2 separate regions of the Homo sapiens genome follow, and region 2 is linked to region 1. A link is a loop called in an ENCODE intact Hi-C map of the cell type or tissue named here. Cell type or tissue: PC-9. All regions are shown on one strand. Each heading gives the region's core, and the rest is flanking DNA. Links, peaks and the distances in the headings are about the cores only.

Region 1 (16,319 bases), core at 5,123-13,122:
ACCCAGTCAGCCCTCAGTAGTGGTATCATTAATTAATTATGAATCAAGAGAAGCTTTCTGAGGTACCCTTGAATCTCTCCAGGAACTCATTCAGTATCACTTGTCAGTGGAAAATAGTGGATGAAGTCAAGCGATCTCCAGGAATGACAATCAAGAGGGGGCGGGAGTGAGAGCCCAGGCAGACACTGATGAAAGCCATCCTCGTTCCCCATCACAGCAACTCCACCACACACCTGGGGCTCTCCTCAATGCTGGATGGCCCTGCCAAGTATCCTGGGCTAGGAGCAGGGGATTTGGGTTTGGGGTCTGGTTCTGTCTTTGGTATTCTTGAGCAAGGCACTCCCCGTTTCTAAGGCTCCCAACTTTTCTGAAGTGAGGAGCCTTGGGCTGAGCTCTGACGGTCCTGAATGGGGACCCTCTGCCAAAGCCACCCTATGAGCTTCTGGCAACTTTCCCTAAGAGAGATGGGGAGAGAGAAGACATCATAGGTAAGGCACTGAATAGAACAAGGACAGACCCATTTCTGCAACCTTTCTTCCCCTCCAAAAACTAGAGTTAAGAAATGTTGTCCAACTTAAACACAGCCTGTCCTTCTCCCACCTCCAATACTTCCAAGAATTTTCACCCCCATGGACTAGGTGCCTTGTGAGAGAGGGATGTGGCAGAACACCCCAGGCATGGATTACATCTCTGGTGACTTCTTGTGTGTAGCCCATCATCAACAACCATAGACATCTACCTTGGTCTACAGGGCCAAAACCCAGGTAGCAGATATTCCCATTTGAGAGATTGAATCCAGAGACCCCAGAATCCAAGATGAAGTCCTGGAAGTCAGTAGATTAGCAGGACTCAGGAGACCGGGGATTCATCCACAGGTTTACCTCCAGTCAACTGAGTGAGTATACAAGTCATAAACACGATGTCTCAGTTTCCCAGTCTATAAAACGTAACCACTTAGCATTGACTCCCCCTAGGTTGTTGTAAGAATCAAATGAGATAGTAGATGTGAAAGTGATTTGAAGATAAAAGATTCATAGTTTTAAAGATTTCTTTGGGGAAAGTTTTACTATAATTTTTTTGTCATTATGAAAATTTGGGAAACAGACAAGGGAAAAATATTACCCACAATCTCAACACTATTAACACTGTAGTGTGTTTCCCTCTAATCTTTTTTCTCATGTACATGATTTTAAAATACAGTTATGATTTTAGATTGCATGCACCTTTGAAATTTGCTCTTTTGCTTATTACCTCGAATGGTATATGGTCTTTCTTCTTAAAAATATGTCTTATTATAAAGTATAGCATATATACAAAAGATTATATAGAACACACACACACACACACACACACATATATATACACACACATTTTAATAATCAAACACATTAGGAACTCACCACTCAAGAAGTAGACCTCTTTGCTTCCCAGAGGTAACCACTATCCTGATTCTTATTACCATAACTTGCCAATGGATGTTCTATGATTTACTTAATCATTTCCCTACTTTTAGAATTTAGAGTGTTGCTAATATTTTGCTTGAATGCTATACAAATTCAAATATTTTTATAAGAGAAAGGATATCAAATACCATCATTGCTCAGGATGCTTAAATGGGGTTAAAGAATGAGTCTTGATGTCTACCTTCAAATGCTACACACGGCATATATATGGTGGAAGATGGAAGGACCCCCAAAGATTGTGACTACTTGTGCATTTTCCTTGTTTCCTAACATCCAAACAAAAAATCCTGCAGGCGCTTTTTCCTTTTTTTAAATCCCTGCCCCTCTCTGCTTCCCATCCTCCTTTATTTCCTCTTCATCTACCTTGAAGCAGAAAATGTAGTCTGCAGCATGGGCTAGTAATACAGAATTAGAGCAGCCAGGCTGTGCTTCTCCCTGTGCCTTCAGGCAAAATTCTCAGTGTAGCTCGGGCAGCTCTAGCATCTCTATGCCAGTTTGGTGACATGAGTGGCTACCAGGTAGCTGGTCACTTCAGTCTGCACCTGAGCAGGTGTAGATGTTTGGCGGTGATTCTCAGAACTAAAAGACACCATAGCCAAAAGGACCCTAGAAGTCATTCACTTCCATTTTCTCAAACTGGACATGAGCACACACAGGTGTACCAGGGCCATGAGATAAACAAAGGAGATCTTACTTGAGTGTCTGCCTTAAATAAAAAATCCTTAAAATATTGTGTTGTATTAAACATATATAGATATGTGGAATTTGAATGTAAGTCATGCAAGGATTTCTAAGGAAAGAGAGAAGATATCAAATACATTCTGGGTCTAGCATCGGCTGCCAAAAGTTTTATTCCTGGGACCTTGAGAGGATTAGTTCCCTCCCTTCTTTCTAAGTGTAAAATGTTACTATGTAGCATTCTGGGTGTTCCGTGCTATGTACTAAGCCCTTTACGTACAGTTAATGCTTTTAATTATTGTAACCACCCTTTGATGGACCGTAAACATCTCCATTTTATAGATGAGGAAACTGAGGCACAGACAGGGTAAATAACTTGCCAGAAGTTACCTAGCTAGTGAGCAGTAGAGCAGGACTCAACCCAGGCAGTCTGACTCCCAAGTCTGAGTGCGCAACCACGATACCTACCACCTCCTGGCAAGTGCTCACGGGAAACTTGGGATGCTCTGATGCAGTTCAGGGCCCTCCTTTGATGGATGAGGAAACTGAGCTTACAGAGAAAAATGTGGCTCTACATCGTGTCAGAATCATAAATTCTCATACCGAAAGGAACCTTAGCAGCCATTGAGACTCGTGAACCCCTTTTTTGCCCTCCACCTGGGGAGATGCTGCTTTTGCTAAGAATAGGGCCAAGGTGAAAAAAGCTGATTGTAAGAAGAGCACCCTAAAACATTTTAGGGGCACCTTAGCTAGTGGCTGGCAAGGCATACTATCCTTGGGGCTGAAAAGGGGATGGTGTAGGGTAGAAGCCAGGGATGGCAGAAAGAACCTGTGGTCAGATAGAACTGAGTTCAAATCCTCTTTCTGCCACTGCTTATTTAGTTTTAAGAAGGTCTTATAACCTCAGTTTCTCCTGTAAAATGAGGATAATGTCTGTTTCCTCATTTATATCTGTTTCCTTAATCATGGGATTAAGGAACAATACACCTTTATTATACATTGTATGCCTGTATCAAAATATCTCACATGCCCAATAAATATATACACCTACTATATACCCCCCAAAATTAAAAAACAATTCACCCTCAAAAGTGACATTCAATAAATATTGCTTTTTTCCCTCTTCACGCCTTACCCTTGAAGCTACCAAGTCATATGGAAACCTGAGACACCAAAGTGTCTAGACCCTCATGGAAAGTTCCATCTCTCAGGCTGGCTTACTGACTGATTTTAAAACAAATTTAAAAAAACTTGATGTGTGGCCAGGTCCTATTTAGTAATTACTATTTACTGAGCACATACTACATGCCAGGCACAATAGTAAGCACTTTTAAAAATACCCAGTATCTTATTTCATCCTTATAATAACCTGTGAGGTAGGTTTTTTATCTCGGTTTTACAGATGAGGAAACCAAAGCACAGAAAGGTTAAGAAAATTGCTCATAGGTACTTGATTTAAACACAAATCTAACTTATTTCAAAACTTACATTAAGCGATACTGTCCTCAAAATCTTAGAGAGCATGATGTGTGTTTACTTTTCTTTAGCCTTCCCTACCTTGTTGAAAATGAGCACCCTCGCTTTACCAAAGTCTTGCTGAATGCACAGATGCTTCTAGAGTTGACCTTACCAGAAAATTCTTACTCCTGATGTCCCAGAGGATACATGCTTAATAAATTCCAGATCCCTGTGCCCTCAGGGATACTTTCCCCCCTGCCAAATTTGCAATTATTTCATAATTTGCTTTAACCACAAACATAAGCCCTGTTATTGACTGAGTAAACTGAGTAGGGCTTTTTGGACTTTTATTCTTTTCCCAAAATACGATGAACTTGAATCATCAGATGATGAACTTGTACTTGAAACTAGAGTGGCTGAGGGCAAAGTGAGTCACTCCAGTGAGTTTATGCCTATCAATCAATGCATCAAATTGTGTCCTATTACCGGACACTGCTCTCAGCAGTCTACTTAGACACCTTGGGGTTACAAGGACAATATAAGAGCATTTCTTGACCTGAAGAGTTAAAAATCTTGTTTAGGTGGCAAATTAATATACATGAAGCAGAAGTCCAGCAATATAGTAGGTATTTTATATATATACTATATATATATGTATGTATGTTTAGTCCTCCAACATTTTAACGAGCACCAACTATATGCTGGATACCGTGTCAGAAGCTGCAGGTACACAGTGATGCATATCTGCCTTCCAGGTGCTCACAGCCCATGGGGAGACAGACTTGATAACAAATAGTTACAGCCTGATGCAGCAAGGGCTAAAGTGGGGCAGGACGGCTCTGCCCAGGAAAGCTGGCAAGAGCTGATGGCTGAGGTGACTGTCGAGCTGGATGTTGAGCCGACCGTTTTCTAGGCAAGGGAAGTGGACAGGCATTCCAGGCATAGAGAAAGTCATATGAAGAGGCTGTGAGTGCCAGGAAGGGGCTGTGCCCTGCTCATCTCTGTCCTTATTTCCAGCTCTTTGCACAGTTCCAGGCACATGCCAGACCCACAGTGAATACGCATTCAGTGGATGAAAATACGGAATGGAGAGAACATGCACAGTGTTTGGAGAACAGTGAGGCAATTGCTGAGCAGGAGTATTTGTGGAAGGGAGGAGACGTTAGGGAAGCAAGTCTGGGAAGAACAGACTGTGATAGCCTTTGAAGATGTAATAATCAGTTTGGACTCTGTCCCCAGGGACAAAGGGAGGGGGTCTGTCAGTGGCAGATGGACACAAACAGATGTTTTTCAGGAAGACTGCTGGTAGAGGGCTGAGGGTGGGCTGGATGGGAGAGGAAGATGCCCATGGAGGGCCATCAGGAGGCTGCAACACTGGTCAGGTGAGGCCATCGGAGGCCAGATGAACTGTGAAGATGGTGGTATCCCCACTCTCGTATGTTGTTCACTCAAAATAAAAATTATTCACAAAACACAATGCTCTTATGTGTACTGAAATTAAAATAGCCTTTTTCCCCTGGATCTTTTCATTGCAAAATTCAGGATTGCTTTATTAAAACTGAGCTTCCCTCACTTTCGGGGGCCCTCCCCATTACAGGTACCCTAAGCAGGCATCTGATCAGTCTTGGGAGTACAGCAGTGTTGCCTCACCTGAGGCAGGGCTGGTAAGGAGAACAGGAGGGGATGATTTTGGGAAACTTCTAGGCAGACATCTTTGGATTTTGGCAGAAGCTTGGTGTTAGGATAGATGGAGAGGGGAGGAATGCCCCTATCTCAGATGTTATAGAGCATAGCATTGGGGTGGGAAGGAACTGATTGGGTATTGTAGGCAGTAGAAGTGGGAAAAGACTAATAAGGGCATTTCGGGACAAAATGCTTAGCAGTGGGATGTCAAAGAAGGGAATGGCCCCTAGCCATCAGCATGTTGGGGATATCAAAGTAATGGAAAGACTCAGAGGAGAGAGGAGAGAGAGGGAGGAAGAAGAGCCAGGTTGGGGCCTAAGGCATAATGTAGGAGTCAGTGTGGATTATTGGAAATTTACGGATAATTACCAAGTACCATGAAAATCTACCTCACTGGTTCACAGCTGTAATTTATGCTTTCCCTCAGGCTTTGGATAACAATATTTATTCCAGCTAGCTTTCTGATAAAGTGATTAATGAAGACCAGAAATGGTCCCTCAAGAACCAGGAAAAGCCAATGATCCTCAGCCTGACATAGTTGAGAACTGACAAACTAGACACTTATTTAAACAAGTCTTTTTTCAGTGCTATGCCACTATTTTAAAAGATATTCACAAAGAGATTACAACTTAGGGAATGCTGTAGAGATAATGTGGGTTTTAAATGCAAGATACATATCATCTCACCCCAGTTAAAATGGTTTTATCCAAAAGACAGACAATAACAAATGCTGGTGAGGATGTGCAGAAAAGTTAACCCTCGTACACTGTTGGTGAGAATGTAAATTAGTACAGCCATTATGGAAAACAGTTTGGAGGCTCCTCAAAAAACCAAAAGTAGAGCTACCATATGATCCAGCAATCCTACTGCTGAGTATATACCCAAAAGAAAGGAAATGAGTATATCAAGGAGATATCTGCACTCCCATGTTTGTTGCAGCTCTGTTCACAGTAGCCAAGATTTGGAGGCAACCTAAGTGTCCATCAACAGATGAATGCATAGAGAAAATGTGGTACTTATACACAGTGGAGTACTATTCAGTTATAAAAAAGAATGAGATACTGTCATTTGCAACAACATGGATGAAACTGAAGGTCTTTATGTTAGGTGAAATAAGCCAGGCACAGAAAGACAAACATCATATGTTCTCACGTATTTGCAGGATCTACAAATAAAACAATTGAACCCATGGACACAAAGAGTAGAAGGATGGTTACCAGAGGCTGGGAAGGGTAATGGGGGTGGGGGAAGGTGAGGATGGTTAATGGGTTACAAAAAAATAGTTAGAATGAATAAGACCTACTATTGATAGCACCGCAAGGTGACTGTAGTCAAAATAATTTGCTTGTACATTTAGAAATAACTAGAAGAGTATAATTGGATTGAGATACAAAGGATAAATGCTTAAGGGGATGGATACCCCATTTCCCAAGATGTGATTATTCCATCTTGCATGCCTGTATCAAAGTATCTCATGTACCCCATAAACATACACACTTACTATGTACCCATAAAAGTTAAAAATAAATAAATTTTAAAAAGTAAGATATATATCAACACAGAACAATCATAACTCAATAAAAGCTATAAATAAACAACAAAATACGTAGAATAAGGGAAATAAAGAAATTTCCATAAAATATTAAAAGTATTTAGTTGTTGGAAGTATGGGTGGGTAACTTTTTTTCTCTTCTACTTATATATTTCTGAATTATCCCATTGTTCTATAGTGCGGATGTGTTAATTCTTAAAAGATGAAAGTATAAACTTTCATGAAGGCAAAAACTAATATTACTGTGTGTCTTTCGAAGAGTGTATTTGCCTACTTTTTTCCAGTCCTGCCATTAAGGGGTACCTAAGACTGAGATTCCATCCAAATCAAATCCTGGCTTAATTATGTATCAAGCACTCCTTGAATGCCTACCATGTGCCAGGGGCTGAGATGGAATCCAGGAAAGAATAAAATTGTTTCTAAGGTAGGAGATGGAATGATGAATTAATCTTCAATAAGCTCAGTTTTTGTCCTGCTAAACCTCATAGTGACTTATATAAGCGAAACGGAAAGAAATCCAAAGTGTACTCATCTACACTGAGAACACTGTGGTAAGTGGAAACAACACTCGGGCCAAGGTTCAAGTTCTGGTTCTGCACTAGCTGAGAAACCTGAGGTCCCTCTCTGAGGGTCAAATTCCTCCTGTGTTAGTCAAGGAGGCTGTGCTAAGGGAAGGGCTCCAGAAGGCAGCAAGAGTCTCAACCTCTGCCACTTACTGGCCTGGAACATTGAACATAAAGCTAATACGACCCACCTTGCAGGGTTGATATGGGGCAGGGGGTGAAAAGATAGATGATTGCTAGATAGATGAATGGATGGATAGCTAGCTAGATAGAGAGATAGATGATAGATAGATAGATAGATAGATAGATAGATAAATAGATGTAACTCAGTACCCAGAATATAACAACACATTAGTAAATGGGAGCTTCTATTATTATAAATTCTGAAATTCCTTACAGTTCTTCAATTTTGTGATTATAAGCGCTGTGTCTACAGTCGATGATGAAGATGATGATCATGATGGTGATATTATTTTCTAAGGGCCCCTTTTTTCTTGTCGTCATTCCCTATTGACCAAGTTTCTACAGAAGAGACACATACCTAGTCACATAAAAGTGAGTCACCGAGGAGGCCCCATATTGTCTCTGTCTGTGTTGGACATGCCTTGCTGGACAAACCACCTCTTTCTCTCAATTTCCAACACTTAATGTCTATTTTCTTATCTGAAGATTGCCCCCGCATCTTCCTCACATAAAAGTGCTGTGAGGAATAAATTCATACACTCATTCCTCGTGTATGTATTGAGTGCCTACTGTATGCCTGGCATTGTTCAAGAGCTGGACATCCAAGAATGAACAAGACAGAAAGAGGCTCCACACTGGGCACTTAGCAGATACCCCAACATTAATTTCTCCTCTTAAGCTTAATTTAAATGGAAATAAGACAGCAGTGGGAATTCAAAGAGATTCTCAATTCAGAAGAACCAGTGTTATCTCTTCAGCATTCCTTTAAAGAATTTGGGAACAAAACACTGACTGTTAACTAGCTCACCATTCATGTGCCAGAGGGAAGCCACCTTCTTTTTCCCCCTTGGCATTGGCCTTGAAAGGGGAGCCAGTGGGTGAGAGGGGACATTGTCCTTTCTTTCTGGCATATAGAGCCTTAGCTTTAACTTTCACACCCCCCACAGCACTCTTCTGCCTTGGCTCTGTTACATGTCCTGACATGTAGAACCAAAGGAAACACAAAGTGAAAATGAAACGAATGTTCCACCTGAGTCACTGTCTGTGTTTCTCTTTTATCACCAAAGCAATGAACTCCCACACAACTGAGGCTTGTTCTATTTAGGTTGTAAAACGTCATCTTTGTAATTAAAGCACACTATTATTGTTATAAAGTAAACAATTGGAAAACATGTTCTTAGAAACATCTCTCTGATTCATAAATATTTGGATGGTGAAATCACAGAAGTGGAATGCTAACCTTGCTAACACGCTAGTGATAAAGATCAGTAGGCACTTATGTTACACAGGGGAAAGTTAGCCTTAGTGTGCAGTAGAAAAGTGAGGTGGAAAATAGGAGTTATCTTGTAACGGCCATTTGGAATCATGGAGGTTTAAAAAATATAAACTATTTTTTCTCATGTTAAATTTCACTTCACTTGTGTTTATTAATTCATTGAAGGAATATTAATTCATCGAAGGAATATTTTGTTCCCACTCCACTGGGGCCACACCCCACAGTCACTTTAAGCCCCAACCACTTGAGGCGCTAGTGGTTTCATTTTCTCATCAAGCCTCTCACGTCTAACATTCTTGCCTATGATGGAATTTCCTCCTCCTCCTGCCACCCAAACCTTTCCATTTACAAAACTGCTGTTTCATTATATCTTTCAAAATCCAGTTTCAAAGTCACTTCCTTGTGTAGGTAATATAATGTTAGTCACCTCTAGGACTAGCCATGTAATTAGTGGGGCCTATTACCAAACGCAAATGTGGAGCCCCTTGTTCAGAAATTATTAAGAATGTTGAGTCAGTGACAGCAGAGCATTAAGCCAATGTGAAACTTGTTAAGGGTGGGACTGAACAGGTCATCCGGCTTATGAGGCTAGCCGTGGACGCACCTTTTCTGTGTTCCCATAGTTCTTAGAGGATATTTTTGTTTCTTGGCCATTCAGCATCTATCCATCCCAATTCGAGTAATGGTTTCCCAGTTTTCGTCCGAGAAAGCCACTCCCCGCACATTTCCGGTCCCTGTGCATTGGGTGACCAGTCAGAGCAAACCAGGCCAGGGACCACTGTGGTTGGTCCAGGAAGGGGCTCAGGATCCATGTAGAGCCACTGAGCTGCGGGAGCACCGGGCTGGGGCTGCTGGAGGCAGCTCACTAGCTGGACTTGAAGGCAGGGGGCTGTAGCCTGGGGCTGCTGAGGTTGCCATGGGCAACTGGAGAAAAAGGTTAGAGCCAAGAGGCTCTATATCAAGCTGGGTGGCAGCCACACTTTCTGCAGAGTTTTCAGCTATATGAACCGGCAAATCTCCACTTTTTGTTAAGCCATTTTGTACTGTTTTTTCTAACGAGCCAAAGAGTCCTAGGGGCTACACATCTATTTGGTCTTTATATACATATTTTTATACATGTGTTTCCCTACAGTTTTATGAACTCCTTGGGAGTGGGTATCCTATTTTGCTCATCTTACCATCCTCAGTGGTTGAGATATTATTAAAATATCCTTTTACTTTTTAAATAAATATAACTGTAATAGTAGATGGCAAAACAATAATTGACAACCCTGCAATTATCCTCAGTTTTTGTTGTGAAACTTAACCAGTCTTTAGAATCGGAATGGCTGTGAGCCCCTGCACATGTATTCAGTTCAATACATGCTAAGTCCAGGTGGCCAGGCAATCAGCCAATGGGTTAATTCTGCTCACAGGTGCTGGCAACACTCTCTTCTTTCCCCTGACCTGTAGGCCTGTAAGGGGCCCAGTAGCTTCAGCCCACAAAGCACATTCACACCCATTAGCTCCTCTGCATCTCCCACAACCCTAAAAAGGGATCAGGCGGGGCGCTTCATCTCCATTTTACAGACTGGAGATTGAAATAAAGAGTCTGGGCAGTTTCAGCAACATGCTCTGTTTCTGTCTATAGACCCAGGCTCTCTTGTACCCCTGCCACCCTCATCTGAGACTCTTCTGCCCTGTGTCTCTGCTCTGTCTTCTCCCTCCTTGCTCTTTGACCCTTCCACCCTAATAAGGCAAAATGTTTAAGAGGTAGAGTGACTTTTTAAATCTGACACCAGTAGGACTCTGTTCATCTATAAAGGCACAAAATAAGCACAATGCCAACTCTGGAAAATTGTTAGGTTTTTTGTTTTCTTTTTTGTTTGTTTGTTTCATTCATAGTCTCTGAATATTTACTTTTTAGAAATAAGTTATTTGTATTTAATTTTAAAAGAAAAATAATGAATCCCAGCTAGAAAGTTGCAATAAAACATATTCTAGTCCTTGCCAGTCTTCCATTAAATTCATGAAGCATGTAGACTACCTGGAATGTGTCTTAGCCTCATGCATCATTTCCCCAGGCCTCATCTGCAGGGGCTGCTGGCCAGCTGCTCGTCAGCTCCACCGAGCCCCGAACTGGAGGAAACAGAATTTAACTTCACAGGGAGGGCTAGACCAGACAGAGGGAAGACTTATGCTCTGGGAGTGCTTAGACATTGGAACAGGCTACCAAGGCAGGTGGGTGATGATTCCTTCCAGGTGGATGTGTGTGACTCTGAGTGAGCACCCATGTGCAGGCAACTCAAGGACTAATTGGAAATAGGGTGCTATCTTACATGAAATCTGAGAGCTCAAGAATTCCAGGAGTGGCTACTCAACATCACAGATTGAACAGGGACTTTGGGGAGTTTTAAAGATCTACAGAAAAATAAAGACAGCCCTAGGGCTAAGAATGGTGACTGATATAAATAGAGACACAGACACATAGGTATGCTTACAATCATTTACAAAGTCTTAAGAACACTTTTTTTTTTTTTTTTTTTTTTTTTAAAGAGACAGGGTCTCTCTCTATCATCCAGGCTGGAGTGCATTAGGGCAATCATAGCTCACTGCAGCCTTGATCCCCTGGGCTCAAGTGATCCTCTAGCCTCAGCCTCCCAAATAGCTGGGACTACAGGCACATGCCACCATGCCTGGCTAATTTTTTAATTTTCTTTTTTTTAGTACAGATGATCTCACTTTGGTGCCCAGGCTGGTCTTGAATGCCTGGGCTCAAGCCACCCTCCCACTTCAGCCTCTCAAAGTGCTATGGTTACAGGTATGAGCCACCACACCCAAGAACACTTTTTTTTTTTATACTTTAAGTTTTAGGGTACATGTGCACAATGTGCAGTTTTGCTACATATGTATACATGTACCATGTTGATGTGCTGCACCCATTAACTCGTCATTTAGCATTAGGTATATCTCCTAATGCTATCCCTACCCCCTCCCCCCACCCCACAACAGTCTCCGGTGTGTGATGTTCCCCTTCCTGTGTCCATGTGTTCTCACTGTTCAATTCCCACCTATGAGTGAGAACATGCGGTGTTTGGTTTTTCATCCTTGTGATAGTTTGCTGAGAATGATGGTTTGCAGTTTCATCCATGTCCCTACAAAGGACATGAACTCTTCATTTTTTTATGGCTGCATAGTATTCCATGGTGTATATGGGCCACATTTTCTTAATCCAGTCTATCACTGTTGGACATTTGGGTTGGTTCCAAGTCTTTGCTATTGTGAATAGTGCCACAATAAACATACATGTGCATGTGTCTTTATAGCAGCATGATTTATATTCCTTTGGGTATATACCCAGTAATGGGATGGCTGGGTCAAATGGTATTTCTAGTTCTAGAACCCTGAGGAATTGCCACTCTTACCAAGAACACTTATCTTTAAATGCCATGTTATCAATGGATGTATCGGGCTGGCAGCACCCAAACCCACAGATCTGTTTTACTATCTCAAGAAGTGAGACCATCAGATACAAGGGCCTCTTGCTGTGATGTAATAGAAAGCACACAGCCCACCAAAGTAGTTGAACCTGAATGCAATCCGGCCCCTAGATCTGACCATTTGTTTTTGTGAAATTCAGAGGATAGAGGAAATGGTTAAACAATGCTGAGGATGTAATCAGCCAAATCCAGAATGAGGGAAATTCTACAGGACAAATTAACTCATTTCTTCAACAAATAAATAGCATGAAAAATAAGGAGAAAGAATATGGTAGGTTAAAATAGACTTAAGAGACATATCAACCAAATATAATGTGTGGACCTTGTTAGGATCCTGATTCTGTCTAACTGTAAAATGACATTTAAAGACATACTTTTGGAAACGTGAACATAGATTAGCTAATTCGATGATATTAGAAAATTATTATTAAATTTTTTAGATATGTTGTGATTATTATCTTAAAAGCCCTTATCAGTCTTTAAAAGGAATAAAATACTTAGATGAACGTTGAAAACATGAGTGAAATAAACCAGATTTTTAAAAATGCTGTATGATTTCACTTAGATGAAGTGTCTGGAATGGTCAAATTCAGAGACAGAAAGTAGAATAGTGGTTACTAGGGGCTAGGTTGAGGGAGAAATGAGGAGTTATTGTTTAATGGGTACAGAGTTTCAGTTTATGATGCAAATGTTCTGGAGACAGATGGTGGTGATGGTTGCACACAGTGTGAAGGTACTTAATGCCACTGAATTGTACACTTGCAAATGGTTAAAATAGAACATTTTATGTTATGTACTTTGTACCGCAATTTTAAAAGAAGTCCTTATCTGTTAGAAACATACTCTGCGATGCCTATGATTTGCTTTAAAATACTCCCACCCGGCGGAGGTTGCAGTGATCCGAGATCGCTCCATTGCACTCCACCCTGGGCAGCAGAATGAAACCCTTTCTCAAAAAATAAATAAATAAATAAAAATTTAAAAAATGCCCATCCTACCCTACCACCCCATAAAAGAAAAGTGTGCGGAAGGGGAGATGAGATAAGATTGGCAAAGTATTGATAATCGTTAAAGCTGGATTTCAGGTATATGAGGATTTATATGTGTACGTTTGCAAATTCCCATGATTAAAAAGTTTAAAAATGACTGCAGAATGCCTTACTATCAAGGATAAATGAATACAGTGCAAATCTGCCCACAAACGTAGCTGAGCCCAGCTGATTGGAAGAGTGCACACAATGGACTGGGGCGGGGGGGATGGAGAGCATTCCCCATGGCCAATCCTTGGCCATCGAGTGTCTAAAGAGCACTTACATTTTCAAAACTACATCCTGACCTCTGCTCTTGCCAGAACATCTCAATGACCTTCTCAACTGGTTTCCTGAGCTTCTGGATTATATTTTTCCCACAGACATAAGCCAAGATATCACTTTAGATTTTCTCCCTTGCAAGAGGAGCCTGGTGGCAGTTGTTGAATATAGTTGAGGAACAGAATGTCACAGGCTGGCAAGAACAGTCAGGAGAGGACCTCTCTGTCTAAGGAGCCTGGGGAGACTGCGGTGCAGGAGGCTCCGTTAGGAAGATGGGTCTTAACACATGCCCTTAAGAAGGTGGGGAAAAGCATTCCAAGTAGAGGATCAGAATATGCAAAGATATGGAAGCATAAAGGAGTATGTATCTCTCCAGAAAGGGAGAGCAGCCACATGTCCCTGGTACAGGATACAGGGGAAGAGGCGGCTGAAAAAGTTGGGATCAGATGGTGGACGGTCTTGTGTGTATTGCTATGAATTGTATTCTTTCAACAAACTGAGAGGCTACCAAGAGCCATGTTCTTTGCAAAGATGCACAAGAAACCAGGCACATGATAAAGGAATATTTTTCACTTCTGTGAGGTCTTTCCTCCTCATCTAAGTGGTTGGCGCCCTTACCTTATAGTAAGAGCCATGAAAGTACATTATCCTGCTTCCCTAATGCTGCCCATATCCAACGCTAACTCGGTAAGTCTTTCAACAGGAGACCCATTAAGCTTATATTACCATTCAAAGTGGTGCCTGGGAAATGTGCAATTTCTGATGGCACAATAATACAGATGGCCGTTGCAAAATGAGTATCCGCATTTATGGCTCTGTGTTCACACTGAATTCAATTTTTGAGTATTTCCACCTGTTACGTTTTAAAAATTGAAGTAATATATGCACGAGATAAAAGAAATCAGATTATAAGGAAGTGTTTATACTGAAAACTAGCAGGGCTCACCCCACACACATGCCACCAACCAGAGACTACTACCTTTAACGACCTCTTTTAAAAATTATTTGGATGGTGAACTTCCTAACTCCAAAAAGTATGCTTATGTGACATTTTTTTTTTGCAGTTTTTAAAAGGATTTATTTGACAAGTTTCACTTAGCGCAATATACCTAAAAGGAAATCACAATACAATGAAAGATTTAAATCAGGGCCTCAGAATTTCATACAAACACCAAGACCAAAATCCTAAGTATTGGTATTGTGTCTCAAATTTTTCCCATTAACTTAAAAAAAAAAAAGCTTAAACTTACGTGCCTTACAGATTATTAAATGAAACTAGAATTAACAAACATGCCAAAATGTTTCACTTTTAATTGTAGACACAGTTCCTATATTGTTTTACAAAAAAATAAAAGCATGTCTTTCAACATGCAACCAAACAGTGTTCAATGTAACATGGCAAAGGGCAACATTTAACATAATTCAACTGCTTTTACCTAAATACACTTACTGCTTAAGTACATCCTATAACTAACTTGAGAAAAGCTGGAACTTAAGTTTAACAGTTATAGTTTACTCAGCTTCACTGTTACATCCTAGATGAGTATTCTATTAAAAAATACTGGGCCTTAAGTCTTCATAACAATCCTGATATCCACTTAGAGAGTAATCATAAATCACAAGCTTGCATTGCAGAAACGTTAAACTGAAGTTTTGTTTTTTCCTTAAAAAAAAAAAAAAAAAGTTGACCAAGAGTCAGTGATCAGGACCGATCAATTAGCTTATGTGACTTTTTAAAAACAGTTTCTTGGTCAATTTAAGACATTCTTTTTTTCTTCTTCTTTTTCTTTCTTTTTTTTTTTGAGACGGTGTCTCACTCTTGTTGTGCAAGCTGGAGTGCAGTGGTGCAATCTTGGCTCACTGCCACCTCCACCTTCCTGGGGTCAAGCGATTCTCCTGCCTCAGCCTCCCAAATGGCTGGGATTACAGGTGCTCTTTGGACTCACCTCTATAAAATTGAACATAATCTCTTATTCCTTTCCCCCAACTTTTTTATTTATAATTTAGTTCTTCTATGGGTTCCCTCTGTACACTTATATGATATACTTAACCTTCTATTTCTTCCTCCATCTAGAAAGTAACTTTTGACTCCCTAGTACATTAGCTGAGGATATCAGCACAGTTCCCTTCTGTCTCTCCCTTGCTCCCATTATCTGCTATTTGTACCTTTAATTTTGCATCAAGAATGAAAACATTTACAATGAGCTCTGTTTCCATTCTCATGTCTTCCTTGCTTTGTGGGTAGGTTGATTTTAAGAGTGGAGAGCTAATAGACAAGGTTTGCATTATTATGACTGTGTCAACCCGGGAGTGCTGTGATGCCGAGTGTGCTAGGATCACATTTCTCCACCCGGCCACAGTCACCACTCATGGCCACTTCAAGGAGAATGTGCCTAGTGAAAGCAGAAAAACAGACTCTCTCTCATGACCTGGGTTCAAATGTTCAAAGCGATGCTATATTTTAGATGGCTTCAGATTAGAAGAATAATTTTATTTAAAAATATAAATATGTCTTCATATTCACACAAAAAAGCTATATACATGTATTACTTATATTTTTGAAAAGGAAGTTATTGCCAAGTATGAAGGCGACTAAAATATGGCATCATTTTGAGCATTTGAAGGAGTGATTATGTGGATGGTGGAGGAAGAAAGCAAAATTCGAAATGTCCAA
Region 2 (16,319 bases), core at 5,213-13,212, 860 kb after region 1:
AATCATTTTGCGCCAATCCCCAACAATTAGGAACTGGACCCTGGGAATAAGCTGAGGGTGCTGAACTGTTGGGGAAGGGTGACTGTAGCCACATGGAAGATAAAATATGGGTTTTTCTGCAAAATTTCCATCTGAGGGTTTTTACATTTAATATTTTTTTAAGACAGTTTAAAGAGCAAACGTTTTTTAAGTGTATTCTAGTTGCAAAGTATGCACACATATCTTGAATGGCTTTATTTTTATTGTGTAAAACTGTTGAACACATGACTGTGATGCACAAATTCTTTACGTGTAAGGAGTCTATGCATTTTACAGTAACTTATTTTATGATCGGGTGATGAGACAGTTATACTTTCAACTGCCATTATTTTTATTAAGTGCTTTCATTTTCTTTACAGTTATTATAAAATTGTATTTATTTTATACAGATGGGTTTTCATTTTCCTGATGCTGTAATGTTTACTTCAGCTTGTTGACCTTTCTTTGTGTTATCTGCATGTTGTAACGTGTGATAAGAATGAATGTAAAGGCTGTGGCAACTGTAATTAATTTTTGTAAAGGGCTGGTCACACGTGGATCTGGTTTATGAATGCATTTGGGATGATTTTGGTAACCAGATCACCTTTTCAGAAATTTAGATGTGAACACCAAAAGAAGCATTTTCTCAACAAAAATTAATAGCTGGTTCTATTTTTTTTAAACCTAGAAAAAATAAAGTTGATTTTTTTCAATTAAAGTGCTTTTAATTCTTAGCAGTGGGGATGGGGCATGTGTGTTTTACCAGAGCTATTTGGGCATTAATATCTGCAGGCAAGTACTTAAAGCACACTGTGGCAGTTGGATGCTGAAGGCAAACTGAAAAACCAAATGAAAAAACATCAGACTTCCTTCTTTGGTTTAAAAATATTTCCCCCTTTCTCCCCATTCTCCCAATCCAGTGGTGTGCTGGTAAATGTTTAGCAGTTCACTCTTCTGGGAGAAAATTATGTATTCAACTATACATGTTTGTTATAAATTTTGCTGATAGCAAGAACATATAACACAATTAACAAATAATAAGATACAAATACTTTATTGTAAATCCCATATAGCCAGTTGATTCTCACAGTATACTTAGTTGCTCAGGAAAGAACTAAAATGCTTTTTTAAAAGGATACTTAATTGCTTTTTGCTCAACTCCTACAGTCAACCTATGATTGATTGTCTTTCAACTGTGATTTGAAAAATGGCAGACTGTCCAAATCTAACTCATTTCCCAATAAATTTATTATCATTCAATCTGATACGTGATCTACTGTTAAAACTGTTTCTTACCATGGTACATATTAGACTCATTAAGCCGAAACCACTTTTAGCTTTAACATTAATTGTAAATTTATATGATTCAATTTTCATAACCAATGCTTAACAACTGCAGGCAAAATTCTAAAATGTGACCACTGGGTCTTGGGAATCAGTAGGGGCTGTATCCAGCACACCACTGCCCCATCCTTTTTTTCTTAACTATTAGTGTTGAATAAACTTCTCATAGTTAATCTACTTGCTGAACTCAGGAAATTCCTATCACTGACCCTGGCCAGGGCTTTAAAGGGTAGGAAAAGCATTAATGTCAGTCCTACACAGCGAACTTTTGATTTAGAAGAATGTGACAGAAAGAAAACATTTACTGAAATACATGGGAAGCTTGCATATTTCTAAAGTTGTCTTTATACTTTTCATTTCTCAAAGCTAAGTAAACTGTGGTATAGGCATCTCTAAGATGTTAGCATTTAAAACATCAATTGTTTTATTGATGTTTAAACAATTGTTTAAATCCCACTGAAAAATTTAAATATTAAAATATCTTGCACAGTCTACCAAATGAGTTAAATCGTTACAGTCGTGTCTACCTCTTATTTTTCTATCTGTATTTAGGCTGCTGTTTTGGTGAGATTCTAATTTCTTTTTCCCCTGGAACTACTTTCTGTGGAAGACAAGGAACAGACTGGGGACAGAGGCCTGAAAACAAATTGGAAGCACTCAGAGATCTATTGCTGACCAGCCCTATTCCTCATGAGTTGGCGGGGGGAAAGCCATTGTTTTTAATTTCCACTTAATATGAAAATGCTTGTTTTTAAAATGTTTTTTCCTGCTGAACAAATGTATTTTTAAAAGGAAAAAAATTCTCTTTTGGCTCTAAGAAGTCAGCTGTATGAGCAGGCGTGACCATATCATAACATGCTGATATGATAGAAATCAATAAATTTTTACCTCTCAGGATCTGGGTAACCTTGTTCTTAACTCCTAGAGGCTTGAGAAACATAAACCAAGTCTCAACAGTTCAGATCACATAGAAACAGACAGACATATGGAACGTGGGAGGAGGGTTGGCTAACCGCTGGAAATGAGATGGGCCCCTTTCATGATCAGAAAAGCACTCTCTAGTAGGTACAAAGGAAGAAACTGGAACAATGTTTTCTACTAGTGAGCAAGGAGCACATCACAGAGCTCATTTCTGAGTTCTCCCCTGGAAAGATTTTAGTGCCCCACTTTGGAATACTTTTTGCCTTTTGGGTGTGGGAGCACTAGAGATGGAGATGGTAAAGTTCTCACTGTTGACTTACCGAGGCAAGAGAACACTCAGCCATTCTTTGATTGTAGCAGCTGTCTGTGTGGTGTCATTGAAAAAACCTGGCACTGGGATACTTCCCTTAAAATATCAGTGGTTGCATCTTTATTTCCTTGTTGCATTTTTGATGGGAAAATCTCCCTGAAAAGGGTCTTACCTTCAGTTTCTTAGCAGTGCACACTATCAGGGCCAGCTGATGGACAGTTGAGGGAAAAGCAAATAGGTACCTAGAAGTGGAGAGATCAGAAGAGCTTGGAGTGCTAGGAAGAGGAAGCCAGGAGTGCTGGAAGACAAAAGGAAGACCAGAGCCTGCTGTCCACAAACAGGTACATATATCCTTGATACACAAACACTTCCAAGGAAGAAATCAACTTCCATGAGAACTCTGACCCAGAGTGTCTTCCCTGGGAACTCACCTGTAAAAGATCCCACCTCCCATTTCAGATAACTGCCCATTTTACTGAGGAAAGGCATACCTCAGCCAGTAGGGATGCCCCTCCAGGGTGACAAAGGGACAATTCAAAATATTGATGACACAGAAGCTTCTTTCAATCAAGGCATCTTAGCCCACAATCAGGCTTTTTGTGTTTCTCTGATTTATGCTTGTTTCAGTAAGGACAAAGGATGGCATTAGAAATGGTGCATTTGGGCCTGCGTTGGCTGTATTGAATTCTGATATATTTAGTGTGGGACAGTGGCAGCAATGGCAGCTCAGGGCTCACAGAAGTAGAAGGTACCAGGACTTCTTAATGGCATAGGTCCAAGACTGGCACAGAGTCACTTTTGGTGCTATATTCCTTTAGTTAACATGTCACAGAGCCAGTCCAGATTCAATGTGGGAAGGTCTATAAATGGGTAGAATACTATCAAATACTGAGAGGCATGCTTCATTGGGAGCTGTCTTTGAAGATCAGCTACCACAGTTAAAAAAAAAAAATTCCTAAGCTATTTGAATAAAGAACACTAGATGGGTCTAAAAGAGTTCTTGCCCTTTGGCAGGCTTGCCCATAATTTCCATTAGTTAGAAATATTTCGAGTTCCCAAATACCTTAAGAGGATTAGATTTGTTGATCCATCCCTCATTCGTATAAGTCACATTAATCAAATGGACACCTAGCTAAAAGAATGGAGGTTTTGTTTGGACATTATATTATTTTTGGCACCGATTGATGCATGACTGATTGGCTCTTAGAATTTCAGAGCAAGTAGTCACCTTGTTTTGGGATGGCAGATTTCACTCTGATACAATTTTGGTGCATTGCTGGTAGCATCAAATGGCTACTTAGTAGAATTGTGGGGACTAGAATCAGCTTTCTTTTATTTGCATTCATATATTTTCCCCAAAACAGCATATTGCTTTGGTTCAGATTTATGTATTTCGTAAATAAGAGTGAAATCTAAAGGAACAAGTATATTTGTTAAAAGGGCGATGGATCTAGAAGCTAAAGCTTCCATAACATCCTTATCCTCAATTTTAATAATCCCAAAACCCCAAAAGATAATTTTTATTAATGTTCCTCTCAGCTGCTGCAGAGATACAATTAACCATGAAAAAAGCCCTGAAATTAATTATTTTTTTTTTTTGGATGTGGAAGTGAAGTGCATTTTAAAAATTTTGCCCTATATAGTAGAAGATAAAAAGAACATTTTTATGTTAGACCAAAGGGGATACAGATTTCAATCTCATAATAGTTTCTTTCTTTTCTGAATTCTAGTGTGGAACTAGAGTAGGTAATAAATTCTAGGCCACGATGGCCACTAGTGCCCGAATATCCCTCTGTCATGGCGCCATCAAGTGTTAAGGGCTTGTCCAAGTAGGAGCCCAGGAGCAGCAGAACCGGGGACTTCAATTCGACCTTGGCCCTTTGGCAAGTTTCTTATCCTCTCAACCTCACTCTCCTTATGTGTTAAATGGGAAACGCTCAAAGACTTCTTTTTTTTTTTTTTTCTGAGACGGAGTCTCACTCTGCAGCCCAGAGTGCAGCCGCGTGATCTCGGCTCACTGCAACCTCTGCCTCCCGGGTCCCGGTTCAGTGATTCTCCTGCCTCAGCCTCCTGAGTAGCTGGGACTTCAGGTGTGCACCACCACACCTGGCTAATTTTTGTATTTTTATTAGAGACGGGGTTTCACCATGTTGGCCAGGCTGGTCTTGAACTCCTGACCTCATGATCCGCCCACCTTGGCCTCACAAAGTGCTAGGATTACAGGCGTGAGCCACCATGCCTGGCCAAGACTTCTTTTCAGTATTAAGTGAGATTATATACAGGAAGCACATAAGACACTGGCACATTGTACTGAATGTGCAGTAAGGAGGCTGTGTTTATCTCACCCCAACTGGGTTTAACAGAGGATGTAAGTTATTCTCATATTGAGATGTGCCTAAACTGCAAGTGATGTGTTCCATGCATACCCAATGCAGTGGCTCATGCCTATAACCCCAGCACTTTGGGAGGCCAAGGCAGGAGGATCACTTGAGCCCAGGAGTTTGACACCAGGCTGACAGGAGATCAGCCTGGCCAACATGGTGAAACCCCGTGTCTACTTAAAAAAAAAAAAAAATTAGCCAGGCATGGTGGTGTGTACCTGTGGTCCCAGCTACTCGAGAAGCTGAAGTAGGAGGATCACTGGAGCCTGAGAGAATTGAGGCTGCAATGAGCTGTTATCATGCCCTAGGTCTCTTGGTTTTTAAGTTAGACACATGCAATCAGCATAGCCAAGTCCCTAACCCCACACAGTCAGACTATATTTAATATATCTAAGGCTCCAGACAGCAGTGAGAAAAAGCTTTGAGGTTGGAGCGCCAATTAGGAAGGTGAGGAGACGGGGGCATAAAGAGGAAATCAGATCTACTAGACAAGACATTACATAGGCTTAATAGGGACCTATTTTTGCTTCTGAGACATGATGTCACTTGTGGTGAAGACCTTGAACTAATTATCAAAATGGAGGGAAATATAATTTCTAGTATTTGGAAGCTGTCCACCAGCCCACGGTTCTCTGTATAATTCATATGATTCTAAATATAAAACTACATTGAAAGTGTCCTAATGCTTCAGGAAATTGAAAGTAATTTTGAAAACCTTTCTCCTTTCTAGTTGCAGAAGTCTCAGAAGTTTATATCTTGAGAATTGACACTTTACCTTCCAGTGGTAAGTTCTGGGTGCTCAGTTCTTAGTGGGTATCAGAAGGAAGTGGGCAGATTAGAATAAGATATTGCTTATGGCTATTGAGGTTATCATGGTAGAGCACAAAGAAACGAGGCAAAGCTGGATTAGCAGGTGTGTATTCGAAACTCTGCCCTGCTGGGGGTGGGGGTGAGGAGATGAGAAGCAGGTGATGTTTCAAAGCCCCATCTGGCCCTAAGAGCCTTTGATTCCCCAGACAAATATCCAACAAGCTGTCCAGCCCACCATTCACGGAACTTCAGAGTAACACCAGAAATTGGGAATTCCAAGAGAGAGAGGCTTCAGGGCCATGATGAGGTTATGGAACAGTTCTCTTAGAGAAGATTTGGAAATACTTCAAACCATCATCTGGTGGGAAGCTTGGCATAAACAGCAACTCATGGATATGGAGATGGCTGCTCAGGCATTACGATATTCAGAGTGGTTCTGGGCTAGCTTATTATAAAGAAGACCCGTCCTTGTTTTCCCAAAGGATGGCTAGAAAAAGCAAGGGAATGAATGAGTTAATGAATGTGGAATTAATAAAGCATTTCTTCTTGGAGGCAGAGAAATGGAACAGCTGATTACTGAAAGCCAGCCTTCAGAATCTGTGCCATGTCCGATCAGGAATAATAATTGAAATTGTCATTGGAGCGATGTCTGAGGGATGCAGAAACCTGGTGTCACAGGAAGCATTGCCTCAGACTCTGTCTTCCTCTTTATTAGGCCTTGGAGAGGAAGGACAGCAGGGTTACCTCACCAGCCCAGCTCCAGCTCCCCTTCACCCCCCGCCCAGGTACCTGTCTGACTGCAGCAGGAGATTCTAGCACAGAGGGTGCCAGCAAGCAGGGGTGCTCAGAGGGTTTCTCATTTGAAAGGTATTTACTGTTAGGGGAGAGTGGGAGGAGAGGAGGGGCAGGCATGGGTGGGCAGAGCATAGGTACTAGGAATCTGCAAACCACAGACAAGAAGCAAGTGAAAGTAAAGATCTGAGGGTTTGCTGTAAGCTGCATTAGCAGGAGGAGCACTGGGCCTGTGGGAGTGGACACATGTGTCTCCTTCCAGGGGCTCCTGCCACAGCCTCAGCCTCAGACATCTCAAGGCTCAGTGTGTGTGTCTGTCTGCCAGTGTACCCCAGGGGGGCCTCATGGTGAGGCTTCCTCTGCCTGGGTTGCTCCTGGCATGGGCTCCAGCTTTTCCCCTCAACCCTGCAGCCCACTGGAAGACATAAGCTAAAGCTGGTGGGGACCTCCACTCTGGGTACCGTCCCTGCCCATCCCCTCTGGCAGTCGCTTTCCTAACTGACAGGTATTGGTGAAGTGCTCAGGATGTTCTTGGTGGGCGTATTTCCTCCAGGTGGGGGTGGCGTAAAAGCCACAGCCTTTTAGAAGCCTCTGTTTCTTTCCTTGACTGGCACTTTAAAAGGTGTGTGCTCTACCGTCATCACTAGGAGAGGGAGGCTCTGTGATCCTCCTTTATTCTCCCATCTTTCCACCGGGGTCTAATACATTTAACAAGCCTATGAAAAGGCTGCCTACCTCATGCCATTTTCTGACTGTTATTCAAAGTGAAGGACATCTGAAAAAAGACATTACATTACCTACAGCCCAGGGTGGAGCGGGGAGGGAATAATTTAGTACAAGGAATTAGGAGGCATTTTTTCTTTTTTGACAGGCTGAAAGGCTTCCTAGGTGAGATTTCCATCGCTGGTTGAAGGAAGGGAAAAGGCTGAGTGGGAGGTGCAAGGGCTGCTAATCTGAAAATTACCGGAATTTCCTTAATTTCCACTCTTTAGAAAATGTCTGCTGCACAAGGAGAGGGTGGTGAGAATCCAGTGAGATAATCCTCATGGAAGGGTTTGGAGAACCTTGTAACACTTCACCAGAGTGAGGGGCAATGACAATTCGAGTCCACGATAAAAAAATAAAATAAAATAAAAAAAGGCCCTTTCTTGTCACTAGAAGAATTCACAAAGAGGCTGGGTGAGCCTGTGCCAGGGTGCTGGGTGGGAAAACCCACTCTGGTTGGGGGATGGACCAGCTGGCCCCTAAGGCCTGTCTCCCCCTGGCCCCTAAGGCCTGTCTCCCCCCAGCCCCCAACTTCCATGCGCCGTTGTCACAGGGACCCTGATAAAAGCTCCCACTGTGCCTGGGTTTCTGTTGTGCTCAGAGGAGGGAAGAAACAATGAGCTCAGCTTGGCCAGAGGACAGGTCTCATTTTGCTCTCATCACTTACAGAGGCCTCTCCCCAAGCAGCAAACTACCAGGCAGGACCAGCTACGTTGTCTGTGTGACCCAGTACAAAATGAAAATGCGACTCCCTGTTCAAAGAGCATTACGAATTTCAAGTCGGCAACAGAAGAGCAGTAAAACGCAGGCACCTCATGAAGGCTGCCCTGTCATGAGAACCACGAAGGAGGAAATGAGGAATGGGAAGGAGCCAGGCCCCTGGGGGTGGTCCATGTCCCCTTGTTGTCCCTCCTGCCAAGGCACTGCACAAGATGTTCTTAGAGAGGAGGAGATGTGAGTAGCAAACTGTAGGGTGTGGAAGCTCAGCCCGCCAAGGCATCCCAGAACTGTGCCCTGAAGGCCAGGAGACCAGGCATCCACCGACCATCCCCCGGTGGTTAAGGGCTGCCCCTGCAGTGGGTGGAAAAGGCTCCCATGGCACCAGAGAAGCCTCAAGGCCTGAAGCTGAAAGGCCCTAGGTGTGGGAAAGATGCTGCCTGGGGTAAGCGTGAGTCCCACGGAGCAGGAGCCACCTGCCACAGGGCAGCTGAACACTGAGCCAAGGGAACATGGCCAGGGGCGCCTAAGACATCTGCACAGGGGCCACCAGACTTCCCGAGGAACCAGCCTCCCAGTGCAGCATGGGGTGGGGTCTGCAAGGTCTGTGAACAAAATAACATTTGTGGTGCTCTGTGAATTCACGTGCCCTTCCTTTCCTCACTGACTGCAGTTGTCCATTATTTGAGCTGCCCCCTTTCCCACCCACTGTGCAGTCACACCATGGAACCACAACCAGGTTGCACAAGAAAGCAGGACAAAGGGGTGGGATCAGTCAGCTAGTGTTTGCAGAATGTGTCTACTGGGTAGACTGGAAAGGGGCCTAGAGATGGGACACAAGCTCTGCCACCATTACAGTCACATGTTGACATGTGCAGATGGCATCACAGAGATTAGCTGTGGCGATGCTGAAGGGCTTTGGGGCAGGGGTTAATCCCTAGGGGCTGCCTAGAGAGGGAGGCACAAAGCTCAGGGAAAGGTTCAGAGCACATTTCACTGCTGGCAGAAGGATGCTGGAGACTCGTGCTGCCTCCATCCTCAGTCGCCCGGGCAGCAGCTCGCATCCAGGCTCCACCTGGCTGCCTGCCTGACACTGCTCTGGATCCAGCAGGCCAGCTCAGATCTCCTTGCCAAGTTCTTCCATCCCCAAGGCCCTCTTTCTTGGCCACATTTCCTCGAAACCACTTTCTAGGCCCTTGTTGCCTCCCACATTGTTCTGAGAAATGGGCTGGCAAACTACCCAGGCCAGAACCCCTGAATCTTCGAGCAGAGAAGCAAGCTGATCATAGTTATTAATCAGTCTTCGAGGGGGAAGGATCCAGGCATAGGAAACAGGAATCTTAGGGAAATACCCCAGCTCAGCTCCTTTCTAGCCAGATGGGTCACATTTCCTCAGTTTCCACATCTTGAGACAATAATCAGCTGCCATGAGATCAAATGAAATCGCACCTGAGAATGGAATTTTCTAACCAATGGAGTTTTATGTAAACATAACATTTAATAACCACCGTTTGCTGCTGTTGTGCCTTCTCCTACGCTCTCCCGTGGCACACACAGTGGGCTTTGTTATGTGGAACTTATTATCTTGGCAAACTCCCATTGGTCTGGAGTCTAAACTGGACACTCAAACAGGCCGATTGTGGGTTGTCTCAGGCCTGCAGGGGCACTTGATCCTGGTTCAGAGCCAGGAATGCGCAGATCCAGCTCTTCGGAGCTCCGTGGCCTTGGGCAAACTCCTTGATTTTCTGTCGCCTCTTGTGACTCATCTCGTGACTCATCTGACAAAGGAGGTTATTATGCCTGCCCTGTCTGCCTCCCGGGTTCCCAGGAGGGTCACGCTAGATGCGAATGGTTCTACACAGGGGCGTGCTAGATGGTCAAGCGCTGCAGAGATGCGGGGGGTAATGACTGGGGGGAAAAGCTTTCTACCTTGATTCCACAGCACACATCCTTTCATCAGGCCTAATGTGGACCGGGAGGCAGAGACAAGATCTGGAAACATTTTCTGGAACATCTGAGAGTTAGTGCACAAAATAAATACTCACCCTCTTCCTAGGCAGGAGTACATTAGTCCTTACCATTATGGTGGTGGTGGTTGTATTAAGGTTATTATGGGTCAGAACAAAGAAAAGGGGAGGGGATGGAGTGGAATTTGAGTCCCAGGAAAGGAAGAAGAAAATGTCAAGAAGTCTTGGGAGGACTGGCAGGAACCTGAAGGGAGGAGCCAGACAGCAGGGGACCAGACAGCCCGGGATTGGGGAGCTGGCCAGATGAAGGAGGTGGCACGTTTGTTCCTGCACCACGCAAGAAGCACCTAGAGGGAAGGAGGGAAAGCTGAGAAAGCGTAAAGCAAGGGCGGGCAGTCTTTCCCAAGCATGGGGCCACTGACTCCCTGGCACATGCAGGCTCGTATAGATGGGCAGTAGAGAGACAAAGAAAGGAAGGAAGACGTAGGTTGCCTGGAAGGAGCCAAAGAACCATGGTGGTGGTTTGAAATGGTATATAATTGTGTGAAGGGACAAGGTGGGCAGTGGCCCTCTGGTCTCTCTGGGAGCAGGAGCTTCCTGCACAGGCATCACCAATCATCGGGAGTGAAAAGGAGCCTGGACTTTATTATTTTATTCTTCCTTCTCCACTTCCTTTCAGTCAATATGTACTGAGTACTTACTGCATGCTAGGCACTGTGCCAGGTGCTGGGCATACGGTAGGGAGCAAAACAGACAAGGTCTCCTGGAGCGTGTATTCTACTCAGGAGAGATGGAAAACAACTGAATAAAATACGGTTGACTCTCCTTCTTCACAGATTCCATATTTGCAAATTTGCCCACTCAATGAAACTTACTTGAAACACCAAAATCAATACTCACAGACTTTCGGAGTCATTCGCGGAAGTGCAGAGAAGCAGTAATTTTGAGTTGCTCGAGACCTTCTTGTTTCTGCTCTCATATCATAAACAATCATCCTTTTCACGGTCTGTTTGATGCTGCAGTTTTTTTGCATTGTTGTGTTTTTATTTGGTGAGTTCACTATTTAAAAAGGCCCCCAAGCTTAGTGCTGAAGTGCTGTCTCGTGTTTCTGAGTGCAAGGAAGCAGTGACAGGCCCGACAGAGAAAATACGTATGTTAGATAAGCTTCGTTCAGGTGTGAGTTAGTGCTGTTGGCCGTGAGTTCACTACAAATGAATCAGCAGTATACACAGTTGACTCTTGAGCAACACGAGTTTAAACAGCATAGGTCCATTTATATGCAAACTTTTTTCAATAAAAGTTACACCAAGTGTGCCTGCCTCTCCTGCCGCCCCTTCCAACACCTCCACCTCTTCCACCTCTGCCACCACTGAGGCAGCAAGACCAACCCCTCTTCTTCCTCCTCCTCAGCTTACTCAAGGTGAAGACAAGGATGAAGCGTTTTATGATGATCACTTCTACTTAATGAATAGTAAATATGTTTTCTCTTCCTTATGATTTTCTTAATAACATTTTCTTTCCTCTAGCTTACTTTACTGTAATAAGAATACAGTATATATAATACATATATAAAACGAGTGTTAATCAACTGTTTATGTTATCAGTAAGGCTTCCAACTAACAGTGGGCTATTAGTAATTTAAGTTTTGGGGAGTCAAAAATTCTACATGGATTTTGACATGCACAGTGGGGGTTAGTACCCCTAACTCCCTCATTGTTCAAGGGTCAACTGTATTAACTAAGGTGTCTTTAAGCAGAAACACACATAAAACAAGGTTATATATTGCTTGATGGATGGAAATGTTGTTGCCAGTGGCTTGCAAAAACCTAACCTCCATTTACCCGATAGTTCAGTACTCACTAGCTCAGTGTTCATGGTGACTTTATAAAGCATAGCTACCCCAAATAATGAGGAAGGACAGTAATTTTATTTATAAGTGCAATAAAGAAGATCAAGTGGGGATAGATTAGAGTATGATTGGAAGGGGGCTGGTGATCCAGGAGGCTCTTTGGGGAGGTGACAATTGAGCTAAGACCCAATGACAAGAAGCAGGCAGCCACGTGAGGACCTTTGCAGAGAATTCCAGGGGATGGGGACAGCAGGGGCACCAGCCCTGGGGTGGGAAAGCTATGGTGGGCATGGCTGGGGCAGATTGAGAGCCCAGCTGGACGGTGGAGCAACTGGAAGAGGAAAGCATCACACAAGAGGAGGCAGAGAGTCGGGCACAGTGGCTCATGCCTGTAATCCCAGCACTTTGGGAGGCCAAGGCGGGCAGATCACCTGAGGCCAGGAGTTTGAGACCAGCCTGGCCAACACGGTGAAACCCCATCTCTACTAAAAGAAACCAACAAACAAAAATATATATATATATGTACACAAAAATTAGCTGGGCGTGATGGTGCATGTCTGTAATCCCAGCTACTTAGGAGGCTGAGGCAGGAGGATCGCCTGAACCTGGGAGGCAGAGGTTGCAGTGAGCCGAGATGGCGCCACTGCACTCCAGCCTGGGCAACAGAGTGAGACTCCATCTCAAAAGAATTTAAAAAATAAAAATAAAAGAGGAGGCAGAGAGAAGGCCCCTGAGGGCCACATGAGGACTGTGGCTTTGATTCTTAGTTCCATGAAAGTCACTGGAAAGTTTTCAGTGGAACAACGAAACTGATCTATGGTGTTCACAGATACCCGGCTGCTGTGTGGGGAATGAGCCAAAGTGACCAGACTGGAAGTGGGGGTCCCGTTGGGAGGTGACTGCACTATCCAGGCTTGAGACGGCATAGCCTCCATCAAGGTTGTGGCACTGGAGACAGATTCAGGTCTATTCTGGAGGAAGAGTTAAGCTTGATTTGCTGATGAATTAAATGTAGAAAGTGAAAGAGAGGAATTAAGATGACTCCGGGGTTTTGAGCTGAAACAGCTGGATGGATTGTGTTGCCATTTGCTGAGATGGGGATGACTAGGGCAGGACAATTATGACCATGTTAGGTTTCACACACTTGCTAAATATCTAAGGACATGTATTCATGAATACATGAATCAAGCTCAGGGGTGTGTCAGAATTGGAGAGAGAAATTGAGAAGCAATTAAACTGGATGAGGTCCCTGAAGGTTGGTGGGCACTTGGGAACCTCTGCAGGATTCAGACAGAACTGGGTTGTGGCAAGAGAGGCTGGGTGTGCAGACAGGGTCCACAGAGGTGGGAGTATAGGCTGAGAGGCAGCTGATGTTTCTGGTTGTGAGAGTTGTAAAAGGGGATCTGAGAAATGTGGAATCTCAGGGCTTAGAAACTGAGAAGGCACCCCCTGCAGCCCTGCTCTGCAGATGCTGCAGGAACCCAGCCTCCCCGTGAGTAACAGGATCTACCACCCAGCCTGGGGCCCATCCAGAGCTCCTCCAGGCCCTCATTCTGTCCCACCTGACATTAAGCACCTGAGCTGGATTATAGCTGGCTCGTATTTCTAACCAGCTAATTTCCCTATGTAAAAGATATTTTGCTACTGGGCTAGACATCCAGTGAGAGGAAGAAAGGCAGGGGTTGGCCTGAGCAGGACTTGGGTTAGAGAACGTGGGAGTTCAGAGCCTGTTCTCCCCTTAGGTAATGGGGAAAGAGACAGAGGGAGGAGGAAGGACCAGCTGGCAGCCCAGGGCTCTGGCGGTAGCTGTATTGTGCCCAATGAATCAGGAAGGGATGATTCCTCTGCCTTGAAGCAGCATAGCGAGGCGGTCAGTGCACAAGTTCTGGAGCCTGACCACTTGGATTCAAATCTTAGTTCAACCATGTACTAATTGTTGTGCCTTTTCCCCTGTCTGCAGAAGAGCACCAAGCACACAGTGTGCTCATGGGGTGCCTAGAACAATGGCTGGCATGTAGCAAACACTCAGTAAACAGAATCTTGAGCTGGTACTGAGGCCATTTCACATCTGCCTCTCATTGAACATTGACTTCCAAGCTGCAGGTCACTCCTGCACAAATGAAAGATGGCTGCTGACTGGATTAAGGTGTGGCAACAGATAGGCACAGATCTGTGCTCTGAATCAGGCACAGTAACTGTGAGTTTCATAGAGCCTATGTAATCACTGTGCTTGCTGTAATAACATCCTTGATCCCATGACACTGCATTTTTCACACTTTTCATTCTATCTTAGGTATTAATCTCTCTCCTAGGGCTGCTGTGATGAATTACCACAAACCTGGTGGCTTCAGACAACACTCTTTTTCTTTCACAGGTCAGGAGACCTGAAGTCCAAAATCAAGGTGTCAGCAAGGTTGGACCCTTCTGAGGGCTGTCGAGGAGAAACCATCCAGGCCTCTCCTGGCTTCTGGTGCCTGCCAGCAATCCTTGGCTTTCCCCAGCTTGTCACACATCACTCCAATCTCTGCCTCCATCTGCACATCACCCCTTTCTCTGAGTCTTTCTGTGCTCTCTCCTTTTCTTCTAAGGACACCAGTCATTGGATTCAGGGCCCACCCTAAAACAAGGATGATTCCCTCTTAGGATCCGAAATTAATTTTATCTGCAAGTAACCTATTTCCAAATAAGGTCACACTTTGAGGTGTAAACATGAATTTTAGGGGGACACTATTCAACCCACTCTATCTTTGCAGTGGCCCACTGGAGCAAGAAAGACAAGTACTATTATTGCCTTTATATAAGTTGGAAAGCCAGGGTCTAGAGAAGAGAAGTTAACTGGCCTATGGTTATATAGTTAGTTGGTGGGAATAGATCCCAGATTTAAATTCCTCTTCCAGGACTGTTTCCCCACCCAAGTTTTTTGTTTTTTGTTGTTGTTGTTGTTTGTTTGTTTTGTGAGATGGAGTCTCTCTCTGTCGCCCAGGCTGGAGTACAGTGGCACTATCATAGCCTACTGCAGCCTCAACCTCCTGGGCTCCAGTGATCCTCCTGCCTCAGCCTCCCAAGTAGCTGGGACTATAGGTGTGAACCACAGTGCCCAGCCCTCACCCAAGTTTTACACACGTACATACACCTTGTATGTATGTTATGTGCAAGGAAGACAGACACTGAGGGCAGGAAAGAGCTGCTATCTTGCCTGTCCAGCTCTCCTCTCTCTTCTTCTGGCAGATCAGCTTTGGCCTTTTCCAATCACGTGGCTCCATGGCGGCCACCATGCTCTAGTAGGGCCCTCTTCCTGGCACAGGGGCTCCCTGGGGCCCAACCCTTGACACCTTTGACTGCATTCAACTTGTCCAGAGATGGGTGTGTGATTCAAGTTGAGGAAAACAGAGCCAATTGGCAATTTAGACATCAGGGCCTGACAGTGTGAGTCTCAGTTCCATCCTAATGGCAAAGCTGGGAGATCAAGCTGCTGGTGGCCACGAGGACAAGGCCTTCAGAGAGAAGAGCAGACACAGGGCTTGCAGAGGGAGGCCTGATGGACCTGGGGATCTTAGTTGCAGCTGTCCCTAAGGCCCTTCCCATGCCTTGGTTACTTGAGCCAACGTATTTCCCCTTTTCCCTCTTTTGCTTAAACAGGTTCACATTTGTCTTCTGTCACTGGCAACCACAGCAGTCTGAATTATCATCGCATTGCAAAAATAAATGTTAGCTCATGTTGGTAATGAAGAGATCAGTAAAAAAAAGAAATCAAGCCGGGCAATGTTAGAAATCAAGCTGAGCATGGTGGCACACACCTGTAGTCCCAGCTACTCAAGAGGCTGAGGCAGGAGGATTGCTTGAGCCCAGTAGGTCAGGGTTGCAGTGAGCTATGGTTGTGCCACTGCACTCCAGCCTGGGTGACAGAGCAAGAGACCCTATCTAAAAAAAAAATAAAAAATAAAGAAATCATGTTTTGTTTTCCATTTAATATTTGAGAATAAAGTATTTAAGTAAACCAGTGTGTTTTAATCAGGGGGTTAACAAAAAAGTATTGATGGAGCTCTCATTCAATATAAAAGAGCAAAGGTGACATATTCAAATAGTCTCTTTTTTTAATGGCTTCATCTTGTAGAAGACCAACTTCTAAAATTTTCCCCAATGACCCCCCATATCTCAATACTAATATCCTTGTGTAATTCCCTTCCCTTGAGTGTGAGTTGAATCTGGTAACTTGCTTCTGACAAGTAGAATATAGCAAAGTTGATGAAATATCACATCTGTGATTAGGTCACAAGAGGTTGTAATGCAGGCTCTCTCTCTTGCTGGCTTTGATGAAGTGAGCTGCCATGTTAGAGAGGCCCACATGGCCAGGAACTGAGGGTGGCCTCCGCCAACAGCCGACCAGGAACTGAAGCCCTTGGTCCAGCAGCCTGTAAGAAACTGAATCCTGCCACCAACTGCTT

The links. Hi-C counts contacts between places; a loop is a spot of excess contacts. Peaks named below come from ENCODE experiments on the same cell type or tissue, not always from the same donor. Only the 100,000 strongest peaks of a DNase experiment are listed, where the experiment ranks them.
Region 2: it touches region 1 in a loop (6-fold over the local background); 1 of 110 quality-filtered maps calls a loop at or near these places.

Annotation. Positions count from the first base shown.
Region 1 is chr1:212,588,812-212,605,130 of GRCh38, reverse strand. It overlaps a transcript of ATF3 not described here. Among named protein-coding and RNA genes, the nearest start is that of ATF3, 12 kb to the left of the region's middle. RefSeq lists enhancers at 8,490-8,784, 8,408-8,887, 8,049-9,248. In PC-9, for the core only: CTCF peaks have their summits at 8,884 and 9,083; DNase peaks (open chromatin) are centred at 8,730, 9,240 and 11,260; H3K4me3 peaks cover 323 bases; H3K27ac peaks cover 2,146 bases; H3K27me3 peaks cover 778 bases.
Region 2 is chr1:211,729,397-211,745,715 of GRCh38, reverse strand. It overlaps LPGAT1 (lysophosphatidylglycerol acyltransferase 1), which reads left to right. Exons shown (of 8, transcript NM_014873.3): 8 at 1-2,259. Among named protein-coding and RNA genes, the nearest start is that of NEK2-DT, 62 kb to the right of the region's middle. RefSeq lists a cis regulatory region at 1,882 and enhancers at 1,798-1,967, 9,890-10,389. In PC-9, for the core only: no CTCF peak of the experiment used is centred there; DNase peaks (open chromatin) are centred at 6,645, 9,745 and 10,165; H3K4me3 peaks cover 377 bases; H3K27ac peaks cover 2,475 bases.